Linked DNA regions of Homo sapiens: region 1 is linked to region 2. Evidence: chromatin loops called from intact Hi-C (ENCODE). Cell type or tissue: IMR-90. All regions are shown on one strand. Each heading gives the region's core, and the rest is flanking DNA. Links, peaks and the distances in the headings are about the cores only.

Region 1 (8,332 bases), core at 229-8,228, 75 kb after region 2:
ACACACACACACACACACACACACACATATATATATATATATATATATTTTTTTTTTTTTTTTTGAGATGGAGTCTCGCACTGTCGCCCAGCCTGGAGTGCAGTGGTGCAATCTTGGCTCACTGCAAGCTCTGCCTCCCAGGTTCATGCCATTCTCCTGCATCAGCCTCCCAAGTAGCTGGGACTACAGGCACCCGCCACCACACCCGGCTACTTTTTTTGTATTTTTAGTAGAAACGAGGTTTCACCATGTTAGCCAGGATGGTCTCGATCTCCTGACCTTGTGATCCGCCCGCCTCGGCCTCCCAAAGTGCTGGGATTACAGGCATGAGCCGCCGCACCTGGCCTAACATACAAATTTTGAGAGGATCCAAACATTCATACCACAAAGCATTTGTCTACATAGAAAATCTTAAAGAATTGTCAAAAAGAAACTTCTGGAACTAATAAGCAATTATATAAAGGTTGCCAGATACAAGGTTAATATACAAAAGTCAATAGCTTTCCTTTATACCAGCAATGAGCAGGTGAATTTGAAATTAAGAACACAATACCATTTACATTAGCACTCAAAAAAAAGAAATACTTTGATATAAATATAGCAAAATATGTACAAGATAGATATAATGAAAACCATAAAACTGATGAAAGAAATAAAAAACTAAATAAATGAAAAGATATGGCTGGTCACGGTGGCTCATGCCTGTAATCCCAACACGCTGGGAGGCCGAGGTGGGTGGATCACAAGGTCAGGAGTTTGAGACCAGCCAGACCAACATGGTAAAACCCCGTCTCCACTAAAAATATAAAAATTAACCAGGTGTGGTGGCGTGTGCCTGTAATCCCAGCTACTCAGGAGGCTGAGGCAGGAGAATCACCTGAACCCAAGAGGTGGAGGTTGCAGTGAGCCGAGATGGTACCATTGCACTCCAGCCTGGGCAATAGAGTGAGACTGTCTCAAAAAAAAAAAAAAGAAAAGAAAAGATATTCCATGTTTATGGATAGGAAAGCTTGATATTGCCAAGATGTCTATTCTTTCCAATTTCATCTATGGATTCCATGCAATCTAAATCAAAATGTCAGCAAGTTATTTTGTGGATATCAAGAAACATTCTGAACTTTATATGGAGAGGCCAAAGACCCAGAATAGCAACATAACACTGAAGGAGAAGAACAAAGTTGGAGGCCTGAAGTTAGCTGACTTAAAACGTATTTAAAAGCTATAGTAATCAAGACCATGTGGTATTGGTGAAATAGACAAATAGATAATGGAACAGAATAGAGAGCCCTGAAATAGACCCACATAAACAGTCAACTGATCTTTGACAAAAAAGCAAAGGGAATACAATGTTATGGTTTGCTTGGTCTCCTGCCAAGTCTCATGTTGAAAGCCAAGTCTCGTGTTGAAGTTTGATCCCTGATGTTGGAGTTGGGGCCTAGTGCGAGGTGTTTGGGTCATGGGAGTAGATCCCTCCTCAAAAACCTGCTGCTGTTCTTGAGGTAGTGAATGAGTTCTTGTTCTATTCATTCCTCGAGAGCTGATTGTTTAAAAAAGCTTGACACCTTCCTCCTCTCTCTCTCTTCCTTCCCCTCTTGCCATGTGATACCTGCTCCCCTTTGCCTTCTACCCTGAGTGGAAGCAGCCTGAGGCCCTCCCCAGATGCAGATGCTGGCACCATGCTTACTGTATAGCCTGCAGACTGCAGAACCATGAGCCAAATAAACTTCTTTTCTTTATAAATTACCCTGCCTCGAGAATTCTTTTATAGCAATACAAATAGACTAAGACACAAAGATCCTCTTTTTTTTTTTTTTTTGAGACAGGGTCTCACTCTGTCGCCCAGGCTGGAGTGCAGTGGCACGATCTCGGCTCACTGCAAACTCCACCTCCCAGGTTCAAGCAATTCTCCCGCCTTAACCTCTCCAGTAGCTGGAATTACAGGCACCCACCACCGCGCCTGGATAATTTTTGTATTTTTAGTAGAGACAGGGTTTCACCATGTTGGCCAGGCTGGTCTTGAACTCCTGACCTCGGGTGATCTGCCCACCTCGGCCTCCCAAAGTGCTGGGATTACAGGTGTAAGCCACCATACCTGGCCCAATAAATGGTGATGGAACAACTGGACATCCATATGGAAAAGAAAAAGTGATTCTAGATACAGACCTTACACCATTTATAAAAACTAACTCAAAAAGGATCATAGATCTAATTGTAAAATGCAAAAGTATAAAACTCCTCAAAGATAACATAGGAAGAAACCTAAATGAGTTTGGTTATGACAATGACTTTGTAAATACAATAACCAAAGGCCTGACCCACGAAAGGAATAATTGATGAGCTGGACTTGATTAAAATTAAAAACTGCTGCTCTGCATGTGTGGGGCAGGGAACATATGGGAAATCTCTGCATCTTCAAATTTTTCTGTGAACCTAAAACTGCTTTTGAAAAAAAGTCTTTAATTAAAAAAAAAACTTTTAAAGAAAAAAATGAGACAAATGAGTTGACAAATTCCTGAGAAAGCAAAGTAAATCGTTTGTCAAAATAATTATTGGACAATACAAAACTAGCCCAAATCTAAAATTTATAAATTAAAATTATAATTATATAAAACAAGTTTTGGAATGGATGTAAAATTTCTTTGGGTCCAAGAATGATCTTTTTCACCAATTCCCACTATTCAGATGTTGTTGAACACATCAGCACTGTGAAAGAAAAAACAAGTTATGGGGGAAAATATCTCAGAGTAAGTGGATCTGATTTTTTTTTTTTTTTTTTTTTGAGACGGAGTCTCACTCTGTTGCCAGGTCTCCAACTCCCCGGTTCAAGCAATTCTCCTGCCTCAGCCTCCTGAGTAGTTGGGATTACAGGCATGTGCCACCATGCCCAGCTAATTTTTGTATTTTTAGTAGAGACGGGATTTCACCATGTTGGCTAGGATGGTCTCGATCTTCTGACCTCATGATCTGCCTGCCTGAGCCTCCCAAAGTGCTGGGATTACAGGCATAAGCCACCACGCCTGGCCAGATCTGACTTTTAAGGCTACAAATAAACCACAGACTGATGTCAAATAGACAGAAACATTTGAATGCTGTGAAAAGACAAATGACACCCACAAAATACAAGGAAGAGAGGCACAGTTAAGATGTATAAAAAAGAAGGTGGTGGCTGGGTGCGGTGGCTCATGCCTGTAATCCCAGCACTTTGGAAGGCCAAGGTGGATGGATCACCTGAGGTCAAGAGTTCAAGACCAGCCTGGCCAACATGCCGAAACCCCGTCTCTACAAAAATACAAAAATTAGCCAGGCATGATGGCAGGTGCCTGTAATCCAAGCTACTTGGGAGGCTGAGGCAGGAGAACTGCTTGTACCCGGGAGACGGAGGTTGCAGTGAGCCGAGATCATGCCATTGCTCTCCAGACTCAGCGACAGAGCAAGACTCTGTCTCAAAAAAAAAAAAAAAAAAAAAAAAAAAAGGTGGCTTTTGGCTTATTAAAATATTGTACTTTTTTTTACTTTTTTTTTTGAGATGGAGTTTAGCTCTTGTTGCCCAGGCTGGAGTGCAGTGGCACGATCTCAGCTCACTGCAACCTCTCCCTCCTGGGTTCAAGCAATTCTCCTGCCTCAGCCTCCCAAGTAGCTGGAATTACAGGTGCCACGACCACACCTGGCTAATCGTTTGTATTTTCAGTAGCGACAGGGTTTCCTCATGTTGGCCAGGCTGGTCTCGAACTCCTGACCTCAGGTGATCCACCCATCTCGGCCTCCCAATGGGCTGGGATTACAGGCATGAGCCACTTCAGCCAGCCTTGTATACTTTTTTATTTTATTTTATTTTGAGACAGAATCTCACTCTGTCACACAGGCTGGAGTGCAGTGGTATGATCTCGGCTCACTGCAACCTCTGCCTCCCAGGTTCAAGCAATTCTTCTACCTCAGCCCCTTGAGTAGCTGGAATTACAGGCGCGGGCCACTACACCTGGCTAATTTTTGTGTTTTTAGTAGAGACAGGGTTTCACCATGTTGGTCAAACAGGTCTCGAACTCCTGACCTCGTGATCTGCCCGCCTCGGCCTCCCAAAGTGCTGGGATTACAGGTGTGAGCCACTGCGCCTGGCCTCTTATTCACTTTTTTAAAAGAGGATTTCAAAGCATCTGGAAAACATGCCTGCTGTTGGAAACCCTGCACGGCAAATTCAGTTTGCAAGCGTCATTCAGATGTTGGTTGACGACAATACACCCGCCTCTCGGGCTGAGCGGTTGCGCCGTGTTGGGTCCTTTTTCTGTCACTCGGTGACACTCCAAGTTCTGTGCAGTCCTTGGTACAAACAAGGCATGGTTTGGAGGGAAGGGACGATGGTGTTTGCATTGCTTGGGGAACAACCCAGCTAGCATTTTCCACATACTCTGCATATACTATCCAGTTTATGACACTGGAGAATCTTGCGTCTTCTGCTGGGAATCATTGGCTCTTCCTCCCCCATATTCACAGAATCTTGCCAGTCTTCGAACAGGTGGGGGTCAGTGACTGTGAGAACAGGCACCCCAGTCCCGGCTTTGAGTCTCCGTTCTGCTCCAATCTGCCCAGGCGTCTCCTTTCACTACCAGCTGCTAAGTAATCTCCTCTCCGACAGCTCGGCCAGGGCGACTCACAGCGCCCCCTGCCCTGCAGCCAGTGATCTATCCCGCTGCTCATTCCCCGGGGATCTGCCACCTCCAGCGCCGGTGCTGCCATCTGCTCTGGCCGCAGCCCGCCAGGGGACGCAGGGCCCAGGACGGGCAATGGGGGGGTGCCGCCCTCCCCAGCCCCCTCTGCGGCAACCCCCCCCCCCGCCCCCGGCAGCCTGAATCCCACCCACCCCGGGCCGCGACACTCCCACCACCGCCCGGGTGGCACCAGGCTCGCGCCACGAGCCGGGGTTGTGAGGACTCAGCGACTCTAGCAGCGCCGCGCACTGGGAATCTTTGAACAGTGCGTTGATCTTTGTGTTTTAATTACCACTGTCGCCCTTAGACCCAACACTCTAGTTTCTATTTATTTATTTATTTTTGAGACAGAGTCTCACTCTGTCGCCCACAGTGGAGTGCAGTGGTGTGATCACGGCTCACTGCAACGTCTGCCTCCTGGGTTCAAGCGATTCTCCTGACTCAGCCTCCTGAGTAGCTGGGATTACAGGCACCTGCCACCACGCCCGGCTCATTTTTGTATTTTTAGTAGAGACAGAGTTTCGCCATGTTGGCCAGACTGATCTTGAACTCCTGACCTCGGGTGATCCGCCCGTCTCAGCCTCCCAAAGTGCTGGGATTACAGGTGTGAGCCACCACGCCCGGCCTCGTTTTTAAAAATGAGTGTTTTTAAACACTCCTATTGGGAGGCTGGGCGCAGTGGCTCACACCTGTAATCCCAGCGCTTTGGAAGGCCGAGGCAGGTAGATCGCCTGAGGTCAGGAGTTCGAGACCAGCCTGGCCAACATGGCGAAACGCCGTCTCTACTAAAAATACAAAAATTAGCCAGGTGTGGTGGTACACATCTGTAATCCCAGCTACTTGGGAGGCTGAGGCAGGAGAATCACTTGAATCTGGGAGGCAGAGGTTGCAGTGAGCTGAGTTCACACCACTGCACTCCAGCCTGGGTGACCAGAGCGAAAACCTGTTTCAAAAAAAAAAAAAAAGAATTATTATATTGGGAGTATTTTGTTGTTTTTGTTGTTGTTAATTGAAAATCCATACCAATACTGAGAAAATCTCTCATTTTTTGTGTGTTACTGGCAAAGAGAAAATGGAAGAATGGCAACTAGAAGAACAAAACTTGGACACAGATGAGTGTCTATAAACGAGGGCCCTGGGCTTGGGGCTGAGGCTGGGTGCCAGTCAGTGTCAGCTCTCAGGAAGGGAACTGGGCAAAGGGATTTCTGTCCTTTTTGGATTTGTGTACCCACTTGTTTTGGACAGAAGAGGCTGGGTTATGCTACAGGAACAAACCTCCATGATCTCAGTGGCCTAAGTTCATGAAGCCTTTTTCTTGCTTAAGTTAAATATCCATGAAGTGGAGAGGGGCAGTCTATACCCAGTCCTCACTAAGGGACACAGGCTGACACAGACCCCTGTCTGGAACATTGACCACAGGGTCAAGGCAGTGATGACGCACGTTGTTCCCTGGCCGTTAAAGCTTGTACCTGGCAGGGATGTGTCACTTTCACTCCCATTTCATTGGCCAAAGCAAATCACGTGTTCACACCTAACCTCAATGATGCGGGAAAGCCTGACTCCACCATGGGCCCAAAAAGGGAGAAAGGGATGTTTCAGTGTAGCGACAGGATGATGACCAGCACATCATCCTGTCACTGCACTTGGTCAACTTCTTTGTGAAGGTCTGAACCAATAAGTAAGCCAAGGAAAAGGGAAGAGATGTGATCATTGGAAAGAAGCCACATTTGTCATCATTTCTAGGTTATTTTTCTATCCCCTGTCCACTTAAGAGGGCCATGCCTGGCAGAAGTTTGCATCAGTGCCCAGCCCACAGAGGCATGAGTAGGCCTGGGCACGGAGTACACAGTTACCCAGTATGCTCCTTACCTACCTGGCACCTCTTGGCTGACAGAAAAGCAAAAAGCTTCAATAGGTGAGAACCAGGGGAAAGAGACTTAAAACAAAGTATTAATAAATCATATTCACATAGGGCTTCTCGCTTGCAAGTTATAGTTTATGTCTGTTATTTTTTAATTTTCATGGTTATTGTAGTAGATATGTCACACTGTATCTCCAATTCACCAAAATGGATCAATGACTAAAAAGAGGTTCTATAAAATGCAAAGTAATGATGAAAATGGCAGCATAAATCCTCAGAAGGGCACTGTAAACATAATGAGTAAATGGTTCTGCAATATAACTATGGAAATACAAAACTATATATTCAAGGACAAACAAGTTCTTGAGTGGTGATTTTACACATGCAACCATAAATGAAAATTGTGAGTCTAAGTTCAGTGAGGAATACTTGAACATTTCATTTATTGGACAAGCAATCCATTTGCCCCTAGTCCTCGATATATTACTGTTAAAATGAAAATGCTGATATATAGTAGTCTGGAGCCATAAAAAGTGTTTCTCATTATCTTTAGAAAAAGCAACCAATTCCATTTTTCCAGAATAAGCACAAAATAACTTTCTAATGTAAAATTGATTATTCTTCTTATTAAAGGTGCGGAGGAGACTAAAGCTACAGAAACATCATTCTAAATTGCTGTCCTCTTAGCAAATGCACCTAGATATCAGTCGTAAAATTGCCAAGAAGACCGTAAATCAGCTCACAGATCATAATGAAGACTGTGCTTGGAGAGAGATCCAAAGGATATTGACAAAGCTCCTCTATCAGATAACAGAGCACACAAAGCAGAAATGCAATTACTAGTGCACACACATGTTAGCCAATACTTTGCTTTTGAGCAAACCAAACTCCTCATGTGCAAGGCATAAAACAGCCCTTGGTGCATGTGGGGTTCAAATATGAGGGAAAAATGCTGCCTGGCTTGTCGCTTTGTTTTTCGTGCCAAAGTATGATAAGAGGCTTTTCATTTACAGATTATTTACTTTGTGAGTCATGTGCTAGAAATGGCACTTCAGGACCCGTGCCAGAGTTGAAGCCGCTGTGGCTGAGCAGCGAAGAGCTTTGCTCTGTGAATAAAAGAGGTTGTTCCTCATGCTGCTTTATTCACAGAGAAGAGTTAATGGTCAACAAAATGCTTCTGGACCCTGATTCAGGGTTAAAGGAAGTAATAAAAAGAATACAAACTTCGTCTAATTCTGGATGAGCTCAATATTGGCACAGCTTTTCAGCCTGCTGTGAGGAAACACAGGTAGTATGCAGGTCAGTACACTTCCAGTCGGGGATGACAGAAATTCAATTTCAAGTGGATTAAACAATAAATGGAACCAATTAAAGCATTTGTGATGTCAGGGCTCTGGCTCTGGCTCGCTGCAGGTGCCTTGGCTCTGTTCTCTTCCTTGCGTTGCCTTCTTTTCAGACCAGCGTCTCCTGTGGTAGAAAAATTGTTACAGCAGCGCCAAGCCCACAGTACGCCCCACCTATCTGGACCAACAGAGAGTCTCTGTCTCCCACAATTCCCAGGAAGGTCCTGAGGTTAGCATGGATTAGACTGGCTCAGGGCACGTGTCCACTCCTGAGCCAATCACGGTGTGGCTGGGGGTGGAACCCACTTACTGCTCCACCCCTGCCCTGATGGCAGCAAACAGCAAAGCAGCAGCAAAAAGGAGAGAAGGGAGTGAGGGAAGAAAGGAGGAGGGAGCAGAGGAAGGGAAGGAGAGAAAGGAGGGAG
Region 2 (8,332 bases), core at 318-8,317:
AAGATACAGGACAGGTGGGACAACGTGTGTAACAGCACAGAGCGGAAGTCTCAGGACTCCCACGTGTAGCTTCTGAGGCCCCTTGTCACTCACGCACACGGACACTTGGTCCTGAGGCTGAGGGAGTGTGGACCTGCCCAGCTCCGGGAAGCCATCAGCTCTGGGGCCTGCAGATTAAATACCTTTCTGTTTTTTTTTTTTTTCTTGAGACTGAGTCTCGCTCCATCACCCAGGCTGCAGTTCAGTGGCACGATCTCAGCTCACTGCAACCTCTGCCTCCTGGGTTCAAGTGATTCTCCTGCCTCAACCTCCTGAGTAGCTGGGATTACAGGTGCGTGCCAACACACCTGGCTAATTTTTGTTTTTTGTTTTTGTTTTTGTTTTTTGAGATGGAGTCTCGCCCTGTCACCCAGGCTGGAGTGCAATGGTGTGATCTCGGCTCACTGCAACCTCCACCTCCCAGGTTTAACAGATTCTCCTGCCCCAGCCTCCCTAGTAGCTGGGATTACAGGCACATGCCACCACACCCAGCTAATTTTTTGTATCTTTAGTTGACATGAGGTTTCACCATGTTGGCCAGGCTGGTCTCGAACTCCTGACTTCAGGTGATCTGCCGACCTCGGCCTCCCAAAGTGCTGGGATTACAGGCATGAGACACCGCGCTCGGCCAATTTTTGTATCTTTAGTAGAGAGGAGTGTTTCACCATGTTGGCCAGGCTGGTCTTGAACTCCTGACCTCAGGTGATATGCCTGCCTCAGCCTCCCAAAGTGCTGGGATTACAGGCATGAGCCACCGCACCCGGCCAGATTTAATGCCTTTTTAGTCAGGGACTCTTCAGTTCCTGGGCTGCTGTGTCTCATTGACTGAAATTACTCATGAATTATAGTTTTTAAAAAATTGTTTTCTATTTTTGCCCAGTTGTAGCATCAGGGTTGTGATAAACCTCGGTCATGATTTGGGAAGCTTCCCATCATTTTCTTTTCTCTGGAATAGTCTCTGTAATGTGGAATGATCTGTTCATTGACAATTTGGTAGAAATTGCCAGTAAAACCATCAAGGCCTGAGGTTAGGTGAGGATTGGTTACCTTTTCAGTGTCCTCATTGATGATCGACCTAACTGAGTGATTTTTCTCCATTTTGTGTCAGTTTTGGTGATTCTTACTTTTATGGAATATTTATGTAAGTGTGCTAGAAGGCCAAGCACGACTTTTCCATCTGCCCTGGAATTGGTGGCCGGGAGTTAAAACCATGGTCAAAGAGAGATTATGTACCTAACATCCTACAGAAAGCTTCAGATGGGTGAGGGTCAGACAGATACACCACAGAAAGACTCACGACAAGGTCTTGTGAAGAGGCATTCAGCTTTGGCCGGGAGACCCCAGCAACAGGCAACAAGCAACGGCTGGGAATTAAGAGGGCTTGGGAAACTGAGTGTGTAGAAAAACACACAAACTCAAGCCGTGTTTTTCCTCTGCTCTCGCACCAACACAACAACAGTCAACACAGAAGACTTCTGTGACCAAATGTGGGGGATTTCTTCCCACCAACAAACAAGCAATCCATTCTTCAGCAGGCACCAGCCAGGTGTCCTCTCAGTCACATCCAACATTGCCTTGAGATGGTGTCAGATCTCACAGGTTGAGGGCCCAGTCCCCAAAACTGCCCCTGCTTTAGACACCAGTAGAAAGCTCAGACATCTGGAGTGTCTGACCAACAGGCTTCAAGTTGAGGTTCCCATGACCCATTCTTTGGGTTCAGTTAATTTGCTAGAGCACTACTCTGGAGGCTGAGGCAGGAGAATTGCTTGAATCCAGGAGGCGGAGGTTGCAGTGAGCCGAGATCGTGCCACTGCACTTCAGCCTGGGCAACAGAGCGAGACTCCGCCTCAAAAAAAAGAAAAAAAGATCATTGAGTTCTAAGTGTGCCTAATTCACACTATGATTTTGTCTTTAACGCGTGAATGATTTAGGAGCGATAACGTGCTACCCTAGCAAGAACGGGAATCGAGCTCAAATACGGACACCACCGTGTCTAGCAGCACAGCCTACCCTGAACTCATTGGAAATCGATATCCATTTGTCCCTTAAAATATTTTAAGTAATTTTGGAGAGATGTAGGAGAATAATGCTTTTTTCTTTTTTTTTTTTTTTGAGACAGAGTTTCATTGTTGTCACCCAGGCTGGAGTGCAATGGCACGATCTCGGCTCACTGCAACCTCCCACTCCTGGGCTCAAGCGATTCTCCTGTCTCAGCCTCCCGAGTAGCTGGGATTAGAGGCAGCTGCCACCACGCCCGGCTAATCTTTGTATTTTTAGTAGAGACGGAGATTCACCATGTTGGCCAGGCTGGTCTCCAACTCCTGACCTCAAGTGATATGCCCATCTTGGCCTCCCAGAGTGCTGGGATTACAGGTGTGAGCCACCGAACCCAGCAGAGAATAATGCTTTTTAAACATTTTTTTAATTTTTAAATTTTTAATTAATTAAATTTAATTTTTTAATTTTTTAGAGACAGGATCTTATTCTGTTGCCCAGGCTGGAGTGCAGTGATGGCTCACTGCAACCTCAAACTCCCCAGCTCAAGTAATCCTCCCAGCTTTGCCTCTTTTTTTTTTTTTTTGAGATGGAGTCTCGCTCTGTTGCCCAGGCTGGAGTGCAGTGGCACAATCTCAGCTCACTGCAAGCTCCCCTTCCCGGGTTCACGCCATTCTCCTGCCTCAGCCTCCCAAGTAGCTGGGACTACAGGCGCCCACCGCCACGCCCGGCCAAATTTGTATTCTTTTTTTTTTTTTTTAGTAGAGATGGGGTTTCACTGTGTTAGCCAGGATGGTCTCGATCTCCTGACCTTGTGATCCGCCTGCCTCAGCCTCCCAAAGTGCTGGGATTACAGGCGTGAGCCACTGCACCCGGCCCCAACTTTGCCTCTTAAAATGCTTGAATTACAGGCATGAGCCACTGTACCCTGCCACGGTAATGCTTTTTAGGGGTGTATTAGTTGGGGTTCAGCCAATAAACAGAACCACTAAGATGTATATATTTTGTTTACGAATTTTAAAAAATCTGAATCTGACCTTATCCAGTTGCAGGGGCTGGTTAAGCAACCCCCATAAAATGTTGTCTTCACTGCCTGTGATGTTGGAGCTTGAAGTCTGCGGCGGGGTGGTTCAAGGGGCCATCAGAAAGGGATGAGGGATGCTAGGTGTGGGAGAGCAAGAGCCAGCTGGAACCCACAGGTCTGAGCTGTGGAGCGTACGAGGAGAGACAGAACCCATGTCATCGTTCTTGCCTCTGACTTTAATTGTGTCCTACTGGGGACCTTCCTCAAGGAGCTAAAGACACACACTTGGCTCAGGATCAGAGACACTCAGGGACCATCTAGGACTGCTCCTGGCAGCTGCAGGCCCAGGTGCTGCTTCACGCCAAGGAGATGTGAGCATGCCAGAAAAGGGCTGCTGCCTCACTTCCTCCCAGCAGACTTGCCAGGGCGGTCTCTGTGGCTAGCCCTGAAATCTGACCGCTGGGAAGGGAGGGCATCCTGACTTAGTGCACACATTACAGAGCTTCCGCAAGGGGGCAGAAGAGCTGACCCCAAACCCTGAGAATTTGATTAGGATTGCATCAAATCTGTAAACTTTTTTTTTTTTTTTTGAGATGGAGTCTTGCTCTGTCACCCAGGCTGAAGTGCAGTGGCTGGATCTCTGCTCACTGCAACCTCAGGTTTAAGCAATTCTACTGCTTCAGCCTCCTGAGTAGCTAGGATTACAGGTGCACGCTACCACGCCTGGCTAATTTTTTGTATTTTTAGTAGAGACCGGGTTTCACCATGTTGGCCAGGTTGGTCTCAAACTCTTGATCTCAAGTGATCTGTCCACCTCAGCCTCCCAAAGTGCTGAGATTACAGGCATGCACAACCGCACCTGGCCGATTTAACCTCTTAATATTAAGTCTTTCAATCCCAAAACATGGTATATCTCACCATTGATTTAGGTGTTTTTAAAAACTTTCTCTTAGTTCTTAGTAGAGTTTTGTAGTTTTCTGTGTATGGGTCTTATACAACTTTTGCAAGATGATTTTTTTTCTTTTTCTTTTTTTTTTTTTTTTTTGAGATACAGTCTTGCCCTGTCACACAGGCTGGAGTGCAGTGGCTCAATCACAGCTCACTGCAATCTTGACCTCCCCAGGTTCAGGTGATCCTCTTGTCTCAGCCTCCCAAGTAGTTGGGACTGCAGGTGCACGCCTCCACATCCAGATAATTTTTGTATTTTTTGTAGAGACAGGGTTTTACTATGTTGCCCAGGCTGGTCTTCAACTCTTAGGCTTAAGCGATCCACCTACCTCAGCCTCCCAAAGTGCTGGGATTACATATGTGAGCCACTGCACCTTGCCTGCAAGATGATTTTTTTTTTTTTTTTGAGATGGAATCTCACTGTCGCCCAGGCTGGAGTGCAGTGGCGCAATCTCAGCTCACTGCAACCTCCACCTCCCGGGTTCAAGCAACTCTCCTGCCTCAGCCTCCCAAGTAGCTGGGACTACAGGCACACCCCACCACGCCTGGCTAATTTCCATATTTTTAGTAGAGACAGGGTTCCACTATATTGGTCTGGCTGGTCTCAAACTCCTGACCTTAGGTGATCCACCCGCCTCGCCCTCCCAAAGTGCGGGATTACAGGCATCAGCCACTGTGCCCGACCATCAAGATGATTTTTAACACTCTGTTTTCAGGGACAGATTTCTGGTGATAGATAACAAACCAATATTCTAAATGGCTCACTATGGGCCAGGTGCTCTTTATAATATATGTAGCTATAATATGAATATGAACAAACTCGTTTAAGCCTCACAACCCACAATGAAGAAGTTGTATTATCATCTCCATTTCATATGACAGACTGAAGCACAGAGGTGCTAAGTAACTTGCTAAATGCCACAATCCAGTAAGTGGCAGAAGCAGGATGAAACCCAGGCAGCCGGCTGCAGAGTTGCCACTCACACTGCTCCCCTTGTGCTGCTTGGTAACAGTGACAAGCGTTCCTACCAGTATCCAATAGCACATAAAATCAGGACTGATGCTCTGTCAATATCAGACTTGACTCTTTTCTTTTTTTTTTTTTGAGACGGAGCCTCGCCCTGTTGCCCAGGCTGGAGTGCAGTGGCACGATCTCGGCTCACTGCAACCTCCGCCCCCCAGGATCAAGCAATTCTCATGCCTCAGCCACCCGAGTAGCTGGGATTACAGGCGCACGCCACCGCGTCTGGCTAATTTTTGTATTTTTAGTAGAGACGGGGTTTCACCACGTTGGCCAGGCTGCTCTCTGCTCTCTGCTAACTCCTGACCTCAGGTGATCTGCCCACCTCGGCCTCCCAAAGTGCTGGGGTTACAGGCATGAGCCACCATGCCCGGCCAGACTTTACTCTTACGTTCAGATTCATTGAACTCGTTCTATAAAAGCAAGATCTCCCCCCTCAGTTGCTGCAGGGGAGAGGGGACATCTTCATCTTTATCTTATAGTATTTCGTATATACAAAGATGTGCACAATTTTTAGAATGAGGCTATGGAACTTTGTTCATTAGCAGGAAAGCCCAATAGCAGGCTAGTAGAGCTACGTGTTACGGGATGAAAGGGAGTAAGAGTGGATAGAAATTTCCTTAAAAACACTTTGTGGCCGGGCGCGGTGGCTCATGCCTGTAATCCCAGCACTTTGGGAGGCCGAGGCGGGTGGATCACGAGATCAGGAGATCGAGATCATCCTGGCTAACACAGTGAAACCCCGTCTCTACTAAAAATACAAAAAATTAGCCAGGTGTGGTGGCGGGCGCCTGTAGTCTCAGCTACTTGGGAGGCTGAGGCAGGAGAATGGTGTGAACCAAGGAGGCGGAGCTTGCAGTAAGCCGAGATCGTGCCACTACACTCCAGCCTGGGCGACACAGCAAGACTTTGTCTTGGGAAAAAAAAAAAAAAAAAAAAAAAAAACAGTTTAAAACAGACCAGGCGTGGTGGCTCATGCCTGTAATCCCAACACTTGGGGAGGCCAAGGCAGGCAGATCATGAGGTTGGGAGTTCGACAGCAGCCTGGCCAACATGGTGAAACCCCACCTCTACTAAAAATACAAAAATTAGCCAGGCGTAGTGGTGGTTGCCTGTAGTCCCAGCTACTCGGGAGGCTGAGGCAGGGGAATTGCTTGAACCTGGGAGGTGGAGCTTACAGTGAGCCGAGATCACGCCACTGCACTCGACCCTGGGTGACAGAGCAAGGCTCCATCTCAAAAAAAAAAAAGAAAAAGAAAGAAAAGAAAAAAAAAAAGAAAAAGAAAACCACCACTAACAAACAAACAAACAAAACAGTTTAAAACAACAAAGACATCAGTTTAATCTCCCCCTAGTAACCATTGAAATACTATACAGTAGCCCATTCTCATACCAGATTGGAAAAGATCAAAGAGACTGAGTAGATAAATGAACAATGTTCTGCAGAGAGAACATGGTCCTGGTGAAGCCGGGTCCCAGCGGCCCCCGGCCCCCTCGCTCCCCTCGTGTCTTCCTCCACTCTGCCACAGTCATCACACCCAAAGCCAAATGCCCATCAACAACAGAACTGGCAAAGTGAGTGCCGGGTATTCACGGGTGGGATAGTGGACAGCAATAGGAATTGACCTGCAACCGTGATAAACAGAATGGGTGAACCTTGCAAACATAGGGTTGAGTGACAAGAGCCACACACAGAAGATTGTGTACTATGTGCTGGTGTTTAGAGCAAGTGCAGAAAAAGCTAAACTAACGTATTGCATTAGAAATCTGGAAAGTGGCTATCATGGAGGAAATGGAGAGAGGATGGGGCCCGCCAAGGTACAGAGGGAGAGAAGAGCCCTGGGGACAGCTGTGACCCAGGACAGGCTGGTGGCGTCCATCCGTCTCCAGGCAGGACCAGGTCTCATAGGGCTTTCCCTGGTGGTCTGAACAGTCTTCCCAGCAGGGCTAAACACTGCGGTGAGGGGGAGATAGTCAGCTTCCGTCACAGGGGCTGAGGCCATGGTGTGTGGGGCAGGTGGGGAGCCCTCCCCAGCACCTCTCGGCCTTGGCCCTGGCATCCTTTCCATGTGGACGTCCTGAGTCTTCCACGTCCTGAGTCTTGTCCTTGGTGTCACCTACAGTCCTAGCCAAGGACTCTCCCCACCGGCTCCCAACCACCCTTCAGCCCAAAGCCTCCCCCTGACATCCCACATGACAGCTGACCAGCCCGGTGCAGGGTCCTCATTTCCTGCAATTTCTGGCTGTTGGCAGTGGAGGGGTCAGGCTTCAAGCCTTCTCGTTGACGTTGACATGCTCAGCCAGGAAGCTGTTCACTGTCTGGGCACATTAAGGACAAGGGCTCCAGGAGATGCTCCAGGTGACCTGGTAGCACCAGTGCATGGCCAGTGGCTTTAGAATGTTCATGGAGAAGGAGAAACAAGTTTCCAGACAGTCAGATTCCTCAAGGCAGAAGAGGAGGGAAGGGGAGGGGTGGTGGTTTGGGTGACTGTGCAAGCCAGATGGGGGGTCCTCAAGCTCAGCCATTCCAGTGTGCTGCTCTCTCCTGAGAGGGAGGGAGGGAGGGAGGGAGGGAGGGAGGGAAGGAGGCAGGGAGGGAGGGAAGAAGGGAGGAAGAAAGGAAGGGAGGGAGGGAGGGAAGGAGGGAAGGAAGGGTCAAGGAAGGGAGGGAGGTGTTGTGGGAAGTCAGGGACCCCAAATGGAGGGACCAGCTGAAGCCATGACAGAAGAACGTGGATTGTGAAGATTTTATGGACATTTATTAGTTCCCCAAATTAATACTTTTGTAATTTCTTATGCCTGTCTTTACTGCAATCTCTAAACATAAATTGTAAAGATTTCATGGACACTTATCACTTCCCCAATCAATACCCTTGTGATTTCCTATGCCTGTCTTTACTTTAATCTCTTAATCCTGTCAGCCGAGGAGGATGTATTTCGCCTCAGGACCCTGTAATAATTGCATTAACTGCACAAATTGTACAGCATGTGTGTTTGAGCAATATGAAATGTGGGCACCCTGAAAAAAGAACAGGATAACAGCAATTGTTCAGGGAATAAGAGAGATAACCTTAAACTCTGACCACCGGTGAGCCGGGCAGAACAGAGCCATATTTCTCTTCTTTCAAAAGCAAATGGGAGAAATATCGCTGAATTCTTTTTCTCAGCAAGGAACATCCCTGAGAAAGAGAATGCGCACCTAGGGGTAGGTCTCTGAACTGGCCCCCCCAGGGCGTACCTGTCTCTTATGGTCGAGATTACAGAGGTGAGATAGACTCCAGTCTCCCATAGCGCTCCCAGGCTTA

What was found. A loop is a pair of places that touch in the nucleus more often than their neighbours do. Peaks named below come from ENCODE experiments on the same cell type or tissue, not always from the same donor. Only the 100,000 strongest peaks of a DNase experiment are listed, where the experiment ranks them.
Region 1: a loop joins it to region 2, with 11 times the contacts of the local background. A loop is called at or near these places in 19 of 110 quality-filtered maps.

What each region holds. Positions count from the first base shown.
Region 1 is chr22:38,923,816-38,932,147 of GRCh38, reverse strand. LOC105373032 (a long non-coding RNA gene) reads right to left here. Exons shown (of 3, transcript XR_938256.2): 3 at 5,689-8,031. Among named protein-coding and RNA genes, the nearest start is that of APOBEC3A, 30 kb to the left of the region's middle. In IMR-90, for the core only: CTCF peaks have their summits at 4,647 and 8,063; DNase peaks (open chromatin) are centred at 7,567 and 8,137; H3K4me3 peaks cover 458 bases; H3K27ac peaks cover 465 bases.
Region 2 is chr22:38,998,513-39,006,844 of GRCh38, reverse strand. No RefSeq gene overlaps it. Among named protein-coding and RNA genes, the nearest start is that of APOBEC3B-AS1, 4.5 kb to the right of the region's middle. RefSeq lists an enhancer at 8,120-8,332. In IMR-90, for the core only: a CTCF peak has its summit at 3,565 (motif pointing right); a DNase peak (open chromatin) is centred at 3,534; H3K27ac peaks cover 300 bases; H3K27me3 peaks cover 824 bases.